Regions from separate parts of the Homo sapiens genome. Here region 1 is linked to region 2. Evidence: read pairs that join two places in POLR2A ChIA-PET (ENCODE). Cell type or tissue: Caco-2. All regions are shown on one strand. Each heading gives the region's core, and the rest is flanking DNA. Links, peaks and the distances in the headings are about the cores only.

What was found. Peaks named below come from ENCODE experiments on the same cell type or tissue, not always from the same donor. Only the 100,000 strongest peaks of a DNase experiment are listed, where the experiment ranks them.
Region 1: POLR2A ChIA-PET joins it to region 2 with 8 read pairs; 3 of 35 experiments call an interaction of 5 or more read pairs at or near these places.

What each region holds. Positions count from the first base shown.
Region 1 is chr12:11,665,783-11,671,160 of GRCh38, forward strand. The region is part of intron 1 of ETV6 (ETS variant transcription factor 6); the gene reads left to right. Among named protein-coding and RNA genes, the nearest start is that of ETV6, 19 kb to the left of the region's middle. RefSeq lists enhancers at 545-1,178, 1,179-1,813. In Caco-2, for the core only: no CTCF peak of the experiment used is centred there; a DNase peak (open chromatin) is centred at 2,999.
Region 2 is chr12:11,853,935-11,859,312 of GRCh38, forward strand. The region is part of intron 4 of ETV6 (ETS variant transcription factor 6); the gene reads left to right. Among named protein-coding and RNA genes, the nearest start is that of ETV6, 210 kb to the left of the region's middle. RefSeq lists an enhancer at 1,227-1,803. In Caco-2, for the core only: no CTCF peak of the experiment used is centred there; no DNase peak of the experiment used is centred there.

The DNA.
Region 1 (5,378 bases), core at 292-5,291, 190 kb before region 2:
GCCACCTCCCATACCTAAGGGGCTCCTGTGAGGCATAAGTACTGACATGTACACACAGGGCACTCACAAATGCTCTCCTTCTCAGTTGCCTACTTTCTAGAGGGGAATATAGATAGCTGGAGAAGAAGCTTGAGAACCTTCAGGCTGGATGTGCCAGAAACAGCAGAGACAGCCCAAGATAAATGAATGTATTAACTGATCATCCTTTTTTTTGATGTGGCTCAGGATGCCTCTTGGGTCAGGGAGAGAGAACCAGTGGCTGTTTGTTGTAGCTGTGTGCGGTCTTGGCCATAGCTGGCTGTGGTATCTGGGACCCAGTGGCAGGTCACCACCGTATGGGGCTGCCAGTTGCTCCCCCACCCCATTCCTCTAAGAGCTAGTAGGGAGAGAGAACCCGGAAGAGCAGCACGGCTTGCTGAAACTTCTCTGAGGTCTGTGATTGGCCTTTCCATGTCAAGGGAAGAATCCCTCTCTTACTTGAGTCAGCTCTTTCCAGTCTTCTCTTGTACAGCCCATGTTCTCTCCTACCCTATCTGAGATGAAGATCTCTCTGGAGCTCTCATTTTACTCCTAATGGGTTGCCTGGAGGGACTAAACCAGTGAGAATGACTGGGCATACTATGGGACTAGAAAAACAACTCAAAGTTATGTCTTACGGATGGTAGGACAGCCTCAATATTGCTGTTTACAGTGGATAGCCCAGTGACATTTATTTAAAGAGGGCAGTCTTAAGAGAGTGTGTTAGGGTTATGAATCTGATTAAGTGTGATCTGATAAGTGGGAAATGGACCACTTGGGAGAAATCAGGTTACTTTCAGATATAAGCAGACCAAACTGGGCCTTCCACACAAGCCTGAATAGCTCGTTTTCTCCCTATTTCTGTTGCCATTGAGGTACAGCTGGGATTCAGGGCATTAGGATATGTGAAAACTTTTAGCTTCCTGAACCCAACCAGACCCCAGCAAGAGTCCTTTTACAGTTTCCCCGAAACCGTCACAAGTTTTCCTGACCGCCTGCTGGGGGCTTTCTGTTGCAGACCTACGCGGCAGCTGCCTGCCAGCCCTGCCAGATTTGACTTCATCTTGGCTGCCGGTGGGTCAGTCTCCACGAGGCTTCTCTTGGCCTGTCTGTCCACTCAGGGCATTTAAGGGTCCTCTTGCTTTGCTCACATGGGCTCCTCGAGGGCTTGTGCAGTAGGTTGAGAGTTGTTACGGGTGCTGATCTGGACCACTTAGGGAGCAGAAAGCATAGGTCTGTATATGAATGTGAAAATACACATTTAAGAAGCTGCTCAGGTAGGGGCAGCCACGGAAGTTGTGCTCCCTCTTAAACACTCAGCGTACACACCTCATCCTCAGACAATGTGCTGCTTACATTTCCAGTGTCCAGCACGGTGCCTGGCACAGAGGAAGGCCGATGGATAGTAGTTGAACAGAATTTTTTTAATCATCAGGTCTTTATTAAGCTTCTATTATGGACTTCAAGTTTCCTCCATGAATGCTACCAGAACCCTTGCTCAATGTCTTCACTGTTGAGGCTGTTGAGTGAGAAGCCATTTCCTTCCCCTTCTACTTCCCCTCCCTTTACAGCCTTACCAGGCCCAGTGTTCAGAGGACTCGATGCTCATGAACCTAGGGTTCCTAAGAATTAGCATGTCACAATCTAATCTGGAGACTATCCGCCATTTAGTTCCATGGCGGATTATGGTCTTGGTTCTAGCAACCTGCTGAAGAACAAACCTGGTGGTTTATTTTCTTTTTTTTTTTTTTAAATGGGGACTTGCCTTGTCTCCCAGGCTTGAGTACGGTGGCATGATCATAGCTCACTGCCTCGACCTCCTGGGCTCCAGCGATCCTCCCACCTCAGCTTCCCAAGTAGCTGAGGCTACAGGTGTGTGCCACGATACCTGGCTAATTTTTTTTTTTTTTTTTTTTTTTTGAGATGGAGTCTCACTCGGCCGCCCAGGCTGGAGTGTAGTGGCATGGTCTCGGCTTACTGCAGCCTCCGCCTCCCAGGCTCAAGCAGTTCCTTGCCTCGGCCTCCCGTGTAGCTGGGATTACAGGTGCACGCTGCCACGCCCAGCTAAATTTTGTATTTTTAGCAGAGACAGAGTTTCACCATCTTGGCCAGGCTGGTCTTGAACTCCTGACCTCGCGATCCACCCGCTTCGGCCTCCCAAAGTGCTGGGATTACAGCCGTGAGCCACCACGCCCAGCCAATTTTTAAATTTTTTGTGGAGACAAGGTCTCACTATGTTGCCTGGCTGGTCTTGAACTCCTGGACTCAAGTGATCCTCCAGCCTCAGCCTCCCAAATTGCTGGGATCACAGGTGTGAACCGCCACACCCAGCTGAGAACAGACTTTTGAACTACCACAACTATAGGTCTGTTGGACATTGTTTTCAGTTGAAATTGCTTAAAAATTGACCTGCCTTGGAGAAAATTTCATGAGCCTTTTCTTAAAGAGTGATTGAAATGCCAATAAGAATGCAATAACAAGTGCCCTGTGTAGATGTGTGGGAGGGACACCCTCCCCTTCCTCCACCCAGCAAAAGCTAACGTACTTTCCAAATTCTAAATTGTGATGTGTGACTTGGTAAAGGACTTCGCACTGTTTTGTTTTTTTTTTTTAAATTGATGTGGCAAGCCTTACAAAAGGATATGCCGTTATATTCTAACAAATTATTTCTATCGAAAAGAGTATCATGTGAGATTAGGGCTGTAGAGGAACAGCCTTTCAACTAGTCTTCTATGTGGTAAAGGTGGCACCCAGTTTCCAAAGACAGCACAGACGCCAAGGGTCTTTTCTGAACTTCTTCGATTTTTATGATCCCTGGCTGGGTCGGAGAAGGGCTAGTTAGTATGTTTTTCTTTCTTCTGGATGAAAGTTGCAAGGACACTTAAGCCTTATGCTTCAGGGCGGAATCTGATCACAAGTTGAGATCAGGAAGAAATTTTCCCCCTGTGGCTTCCTATTGCACAATTGCCCGGCCAGGTGTGCTACCTCTGTTAAACAAAGACACACACAAGTGCACACCTCCTTACTGGCTATCTTCAGAGCAGGATGTTGGACGTTGTGGGCCAGCAGACTGGTTCCTTTGGCACATCCCTGTGCTCAAAGATGGGAGGCAGCTGCCCGTCTGCTCCTGTACTTGGCTGTCCTCTGGGTGTGCTGTACTGAGCTCAGGGCCACGTCTTCAGATCCCTACAACTCTTTGCAACTCTTACTTTGTGGGACAATTAAAATTAGGTCTAATTCTGTACACACCCGCATGCACATGCACACATATCTTTTTAAAAGTTTTCCTTAAACTTGCTTCCCCTTTCCTGGGCTTTGCTTCCCCCTTCCCGGGCTTTACACCACATCAAACCTATATGCATTCCCAAAACATCAAAATGACTGTTCACAAATCATAGTAGAACTCTTTAACCATAAGGTGCGCAGTTGCCAATCTCAAGCTTGGATTGTAAGCGACTTCGAAGTCTGATCCAAAAGACTGTGGGAGGAGGGGGAAGGAACATGGATGGACTTCTTTCCTTCCTCCCTCCCTCCCTCCTTTCCTCCCGTCCTCCTGTCCTCCCTTCCTCCCTTCCTCCCTCCCTCCCTCCCTCCTTTCCTCCTTTCCTCCCTTCCTCCTTCCTTTCTTCCTTTCTTCCCTTTCTTTTCTCTCTTTTCTTTCTTTCCTTTCTTCTTTTTGAGGCCTCGGCTGTGCTGCCTCTTGTGCAATAGGATAATTACCAGCGATTCCCAGGCTCGCCTGCTTTTCTGCCTTTACATCTCTATCTCCTGTGGCGCAGTACTTCCTTCTGCCTCTATTATTAGCTTACTTAGCTTTACCATTCAGTTCTCCACCTCCTCCCCGGGTCCCTCCCCATCTTCTTCCAGCCTTTCTTTCCCTTCACCTCTGTAAAGGTATTTTGGGGAGCTACCATTCATGTTCTGTTCATACAGGAACCCTCTTTTTCTTTATTAATATAAAATAATCTTGGTCCTGCCTCATTTTATCATATATTCATTCGTATTCCCAAAATAGAAACCGTCGCCACCAGCACGTAATGTCTGGCCTGTAAACCTTTAAAGTAGGATGTGCCGAAATGAGATCTTCACAAGCAGGTGTGCCTCATCCCCTGACCTGCAGGCCCTTCTTCCCCGGCGGCCATTCACTCATCTTCACACCATCTTCTTGCCCTTCTCTCTGCTTTTCGATGATTCTACCCCAATCACATTCCTTCCCAAAATGACTGTGTTAGTACTTAATTGTTCACCTGGGCTTGTTCATGTTGTAGTTCATCGTTTCCTTTTTATCTTTAAAATTTTCTTGTTCTTCGGGGATACACTGTATTCTTGTAATTAGAGATTATATCAGTTTTCATGGCCAAAATTTGCCACGTGGACATAATAGTATTTGGTATCAAGCACGCCTTTCAGGAAGAAGGGAAAAACAGTAGATTTTGGGCAGCTTTTGATTACAATAATTTCAAATTTCTAATAACTAAGAAGTACTTCATGTGATTCTTGTAGAGTAAAAGCTTAAAAATTACCCTTTTCTTTGTAAGTGATATGAGTCTTACTTCGTTTGGGTAAGAAACTCAGTTTGAGGCTACCAATTTTTCAAATAGTGGTCTTAGAAACTAATTATTGCTGTAATTTCAATAACTAAATAGGCATTCCTATTCAAACCTTTACTCAAGTAGTTATATTCTTTAACTATAGTTACTCATTTGTAACATTTTTCACTGTAAGGGTAGTGACATCCTGTTTGTAACACACCCTGTCCTGGGACTAAATGGAAGGGATTGAGGAAATTCTGCTGGAGTCTAACCCCACCATAGGGCAGCAGCATTTTAGGAACAAAAGCAGAGAAGCTCACACTCTTCTGAGTATAACTGGGGAGAAGATTTAGGGAGGTGGCTTGTAGGATCAGTTTTAAGACCAGGTCAGACATACGTACAAATTCTTTCTTTGTAAATGAGAAGTGGCCTTTAATAGCTTTCATATGGATAGATGGGTAGATGAAATATTATTCTACCTAAAGCATGACATTTCAGTAAGTACTACACTTTGAAACTTGCCTTGCAGGGTTTTAAAAATATTCTTTTCTGGGTTCTAATCATTTATAACGAAGAGTCACTAGCATTTTATTAAAACCCATATTTTTTGGAGAGGGATATTAAGTGAGCAGGGATTGTGGGTTGTTCTTGCTTTTCCTTAACTGTCCTGCCCCAAAAAAGTGATGGGAATAACCCAAACCTTAAAGGTTCCTGGGGCTTTCTTTTTCCCTAGACAGGGACCTCCTCCTCTCCCCTGCTCTCATCCCACTTGTTCCTGAAAAAGGGTAAGGTTGGCAGGGCGGGGAAGAGAGAAGGAAATTAGGGTTC
Region 2 (5,378 bases), core at 66-5,065:
TTTTTCCACCAACAGTGGAGGTGAGGGATGGTTTGGGATGATTCAAGTGCATTACATTTATTCTGCACTTCATTTCTATTATTACATTATCATACATAATGAAATAATTATACAATCCACCATAATGTCGAATCAGTGGGAGCCCTGAGCTTGTTTTCCTGCAACTAGACGTTCCCATCTGGGGGTGATGGGAGACAGTGACAGATCATCAGCCATTAGATTCCCGTAAGGAGTGTGCAACTAGATCCCGCGCATGCACAGTTCATGATAGCGTTTGTGCTTCTATGAGAATCTAATGCCGCTGCTGATCTGACAGGACGTGGGACTCAGGCGGTAATACGAGCAGTGGGGAGCAGCTCTAGATACAGATGAAGCTTCACTCACTTGCCCCCACCGCTCACCTCCTGCTGTGCAGCCCAGTTCCTAACAGGCCATGGACTGGTACCAGTCAGTGACCTGGAGGTTGGGGACCCCGCCTTAGAAATCCAGCAGGATTCTGATAAGCAAGGATGAAGTGAAGAACATTCCAGGCAAAGAAAATGACGTAAGGGTGGGGTAAGGCTTTGAAATAGAGAGCAATTAGATGACTTGGATTATAAAGCTTATCTTCTCCCACTCTTTTATTACAGAAAATTTCAAACATACTCCAAATAGAATAAAATAAATAAACCCTTCTGAGCCATCACCCTTGCCTTCACAATGATCAGCATTTTGTCATTGCAGAGCTAGTCCAAGGAGCTTAGCTTGGAACCAGAGTGTGGAGAACTTTGATTTCTGGAATATGGAGGAAAGAAATGGGAAGTCATTGGAGAGTTTTTTAGCAAGGGGTAATAAAAGTTGGAAGAAGGAAAGAAAAAAAAACCCAAATCTATGAACTCAGTGTTGGGCCAGGGCTTTCTGCATAGGGCACCAAAGGAGGCTGGTTAGAGTTCACTCAGTGGCGGTGTTTATTTCAAGTGTCCCAGTTGTTCCTCTTAATCATTGGTAGAAAGCAAAAGACCAGAATTTAATTTAGGCCCTGGACCTAGTTCCAGAATAGGTGTTGGGGCACAGAAATAGAGTATAAAAACCTTACTTGAGGCCAGGCGCGGTGGCTCACGCCTGTAATCCCAGCACTTTGAGAGGCCGAGGCGGGCGGATCACGAGGTCAGGAGATCAAGACCGTCCTGGCTAACATGGTGAAACCCCGTCTCTACTAAAAATACAAAAAAAAAAAAAAAAATTAGCCGGGCATGGTGGCAGGCGCCTGTAGTCCCAGCTACTTGGGAGGCTGAGGCAAGATAATGGAGTGAACCCGGGAGGTGGAGATTGCAGTGAGCTGAGATTGCGCCACTGCACTCCAGCCTGGGCGACAGAGCGAGACTCTGTCTCAAAAACACCAAACCAAAGCGAAAGGAAACCTTACTTGAGCACCATTGCATTAAACAGTTGAACAGCTTGAGCACTCAGTGATGGATCGTGCCTCTGAGGGTCATGATCCTCCTGCTCGGATTGGTCAGACCACAGACGTCCAAACGTGCATCAGTTTCTTCATGTGTACTTTTCCTTAGGTGCAGATTACTAGGGACCTCAAACCCTGGTCCCTTGGGGCATTTCCTTAAAATGATTGCTCATCCCCAAGAGCAGGGCTAACAATTTTGTTTTGTTGTTGGCAAACCAAAAAATGAGAAGTTTCTTGTTTTTCCTAATTAACACTTCACAAAAGAGAGCCTGACTCCAGGCGATGACACCACCTCCTTGTGCCAAGCATTTCACAGCAGGGCCCCTCGCTTCCGTGATGGAGAACGAACAGCATTTCGTGCACGCTCCCTGCCTTCCTCTCATCCTTTCCTCCCCTCACTCTACCCTTGCTAAATTTAGCAGCTGCCCTCCTCCCCCAATTCAGTTATTCATTCTTTTGCTCTTCCTGCCATGTGCATTTCCGGCTTGCATAATAGCCACCAGCCACTCCAGAGAAGAGGAGGTGGGTTTACTGAAGCTTGACATTAAGGCAAGGAATATATTACCTAGCCTGCCTTTCAGATACAAAGGGTATGTGATGGGTTTTCTTTCTGTCTCTTAGTCTTTCTCTCATTATTTTTTTTGTTAATCTCATTTGGAATTTAGCCCCATTTTATTCCTGAGTGTGATTGGAGGCTTATGGTCTCTCCTCCTCACAGATCCTTCCTCTTTTCCCTTTGGCCTGATTTGACTCAGCAGTAGGTGTGTTTGTTGTTCTCATTTGCAGGAGCTCAGCAATAGAGAAAGCTGGCTTACTCTGAGAGCTGCTCGCAAACCAAGTAAATACAGATGTGCCACCGCATACGCTGTAATGAGCTTTCTCTCAAGTATTATGATGTTGGTGGTTGTGAGCTCAGTAGGTAAGAGGATGGAGCTAATGAGGCCGAGGTCAAGGGTGTCATTGCCCTGCAGACCAGTTAGCTCTGCTTCAGACCCAGCTCTTAAAAGTAGTGCATTTTCAGAGACCATTCCTTAAAGCTCATGGCCAGGAAGCAAGGTCTGAGAGCATGTCCGGGCGCATGTGCTCCAGTGAACAGGTGCACACAACAAGGAGAGAAGTGTAGGTCTTTATCCGGTGGTATCCAGGGAGAAGAGCTTTCCAAGGCACAGAAGTGATATGAAGAGGTGGCCCTCTCCCTATCCTCCTGCCTTTCAGCTATATGGTGCCCTTGATGACAAAGAGAACAAGTAGAGAGGTGCATGGATCAGTACAAGTTTCCTGCCTCCAGCTACTTCCTCTCTCTCTCCCTTCTTCTCCACTGAAAAGAAAAAAATCCAGCTCAACATAAATTGTTTCCAGAATCAATACTGTTCCATTTAATTATGAAGGATAACAGATGATTGATGTGGGCATATGTTAACATACAGAAAGATCTGGTTCTGAAAAAAAAATCTGTCAAGTGAAATTATACATATCAAATATTACTTCCCCAGTGATTTATTTTACATAACTGGGAATACAGTTCCATATAAAAGTATGTTAACCCAAGATGACACATGTTGCTGCCAACTTGGCATAGGTAAGTAGGTAGGTGGGTAGGTAAGTAGGTGGATAGGTGGATAGGAATGACAGAATGGAAAGAGAACAAGGCCCAACTCAGCTGTTAAGCAGCCTGGCACAATGAAGCATGCACGGTCAAGTGCAAACAGAAGGCATCATTCAACCGCCTTGTGATTTCACCTCGTCGTGGCCACAAACTTAACCAGTTCAGACATTCATAATTTCACAATGGGCATTTATATCACAGTACAAATGTGTCTTGCTCAATCTAGCACCAGTTCCCCACATGTATCCTCTATGACTTTCTTACATTGAAACTTACATTGAAATCATGCCTTCGTTAGTAGCCACGTGGCAGTGCTAGAAGCTAGGAAGTTGGTGTTAGCTCAGAGGTTCACCTCCATGCCCTGACAGTAGACGAGGATGATCATCATGCTAATTCAAACTCTCTATATGTGAACATTTGTTACCTCTATAATGTACTCCATTCTGAAATCACATCATGGCTTGAGCAAAGCAGTCCTCAGATTACACTTACCTCTAGAAAAACCAGCATTTTCACTCTTTTTCCTTACTTATTAGTTATGGGAAGGGAGGGTGATTTTATATAATTAGGTTAACCTTATAATTTTTCACCCATACCAACACACTTATGACAGTGACACAGGGCTCCAGCAATAAGTAAGCCAGGACTACATATCAAATATTCAGGCAAAACCAGAACCAGAACCATCCTCGACAAACAAACTGGGGTGAGTGTGTGTGAGTATGTATGTATATTTTAAAGGATGAGATCTGGAAACCGGGAAACCAGGTCCTAACCCTTCATTCTGCCAGAACAGATCATAAGGGCTAAGTTTCTCATTCCTCTGGCTCTGTCTCCCCAGTTATAAGAAGGGGGTTAGGCTAAATGGTTTCTGCAGTCTCTTACAGCTCTCAAATCCCCACATTACGTCCAAGGAACCTGAGTCTTCCTGGGTGATATGAAGATAAGACATATTCCCTTCCCTCAGGGTCTTGAGCATCTAAAATCTAGAAAATCATAGCAGTGTCCTGCCTGGTGTTGCTCAGAAGCGGGAGAAAATCTCTTCTTTCCTCATTTGTCTCACCTTATTCAGAACTTCAGATAATGTTGCCCCTCTGAGAGTGGCAGCAAGAGTAGCGTCATTCACTTATTTCATCATAAAAAGCTCAGTTTAAGGACATTCTTTTTCCTTGACTGTTGTGACTCATTTTATCTTTGTAATATGAATTAGAATGCAGGTAGGTAGTTATGTAGAAAGGAGGTAAAATAAACAATGATATTACTTCCTTCACAAAAACCAGGAGGCAAAGCATCTTTAGAAATATCAAAGCAGTAAATGACTATAAAATAAATTTATTTTGTCACGTGCAGTTGTGATGATAACTTCTTTTCACACCTTAGGTTCTTTTATTTTGGGTTTTATCCCCTTAAATATATATATATATTTTTTTTTAATTGTCATTTGTCCTCTAGTGTTAGAACTACTGGAATATTGGCCCCCCAAAAACTCAACGGAAACATAAAATAAGCCTCCCTTCTGGGCTAAAGTCTCTGAATGAGACCAGCTCCACAGAATCACCCCATGGGACTGGATATGCAGTCTGTAGGGAGAAGGAGCAAGATCCGGATTTCTCAAACGTTCTCATCCCATCACCCCCTTGGAGCTTGATAATTTCAGCTCTTTAGTTGCATCCTGTCCTCTGCCCCATCAAAGAGATTATGGGGCAGTGATTCTTAATCACTTTAATTTGCAGATATTCACACATGCAGGGCTGAGATTGTTTCTGTAGCACTGGATGCAGTTTTAAGGTGGCAGTTCTGCTCTGGGACAGCTCTTTATCACAAGGTAAACATGGAAATCGCAAGTGATGAGGAGAACTTTCAAGCATCGAAGTGCAATTGATCTCAATTTTTCTTACAACTAGCACATGGGAATGGCTCAATAATTGAGAGAAGTCATTTCTTTGTGAAAGATGGAGAGGGTGGCATGTGTTCTGCGATGGCCCACAGAAGTTTTATTTATATGATTGCTTTATTGAGGGGAATCGTACCCCTCCTGCCCCACCACCAAACCCAAGTGCCCAAAGACTGCTTTGGCAGAAGGAAGTTGTATACAATTTTAATGAGATAATTAAAGAAGATGAGGTATATGAATCTGGTTTTTTTTTTTTTTTTTTTTTTTTTTTTTTTTTTTTTTTTGAGAAGGAGTCTTGCTCTGTCGCCCAGGCTGGAGTGCAGTGGTGCGATCTCGGTTCACTGCAAGCTCCACCTCCTGGGTTCACTCCATTCTCCTGCCTCAGCCTCCCAAGTAGCAGGGACTACAGGCATCCGCCACCATGCCCGGCTAATTTT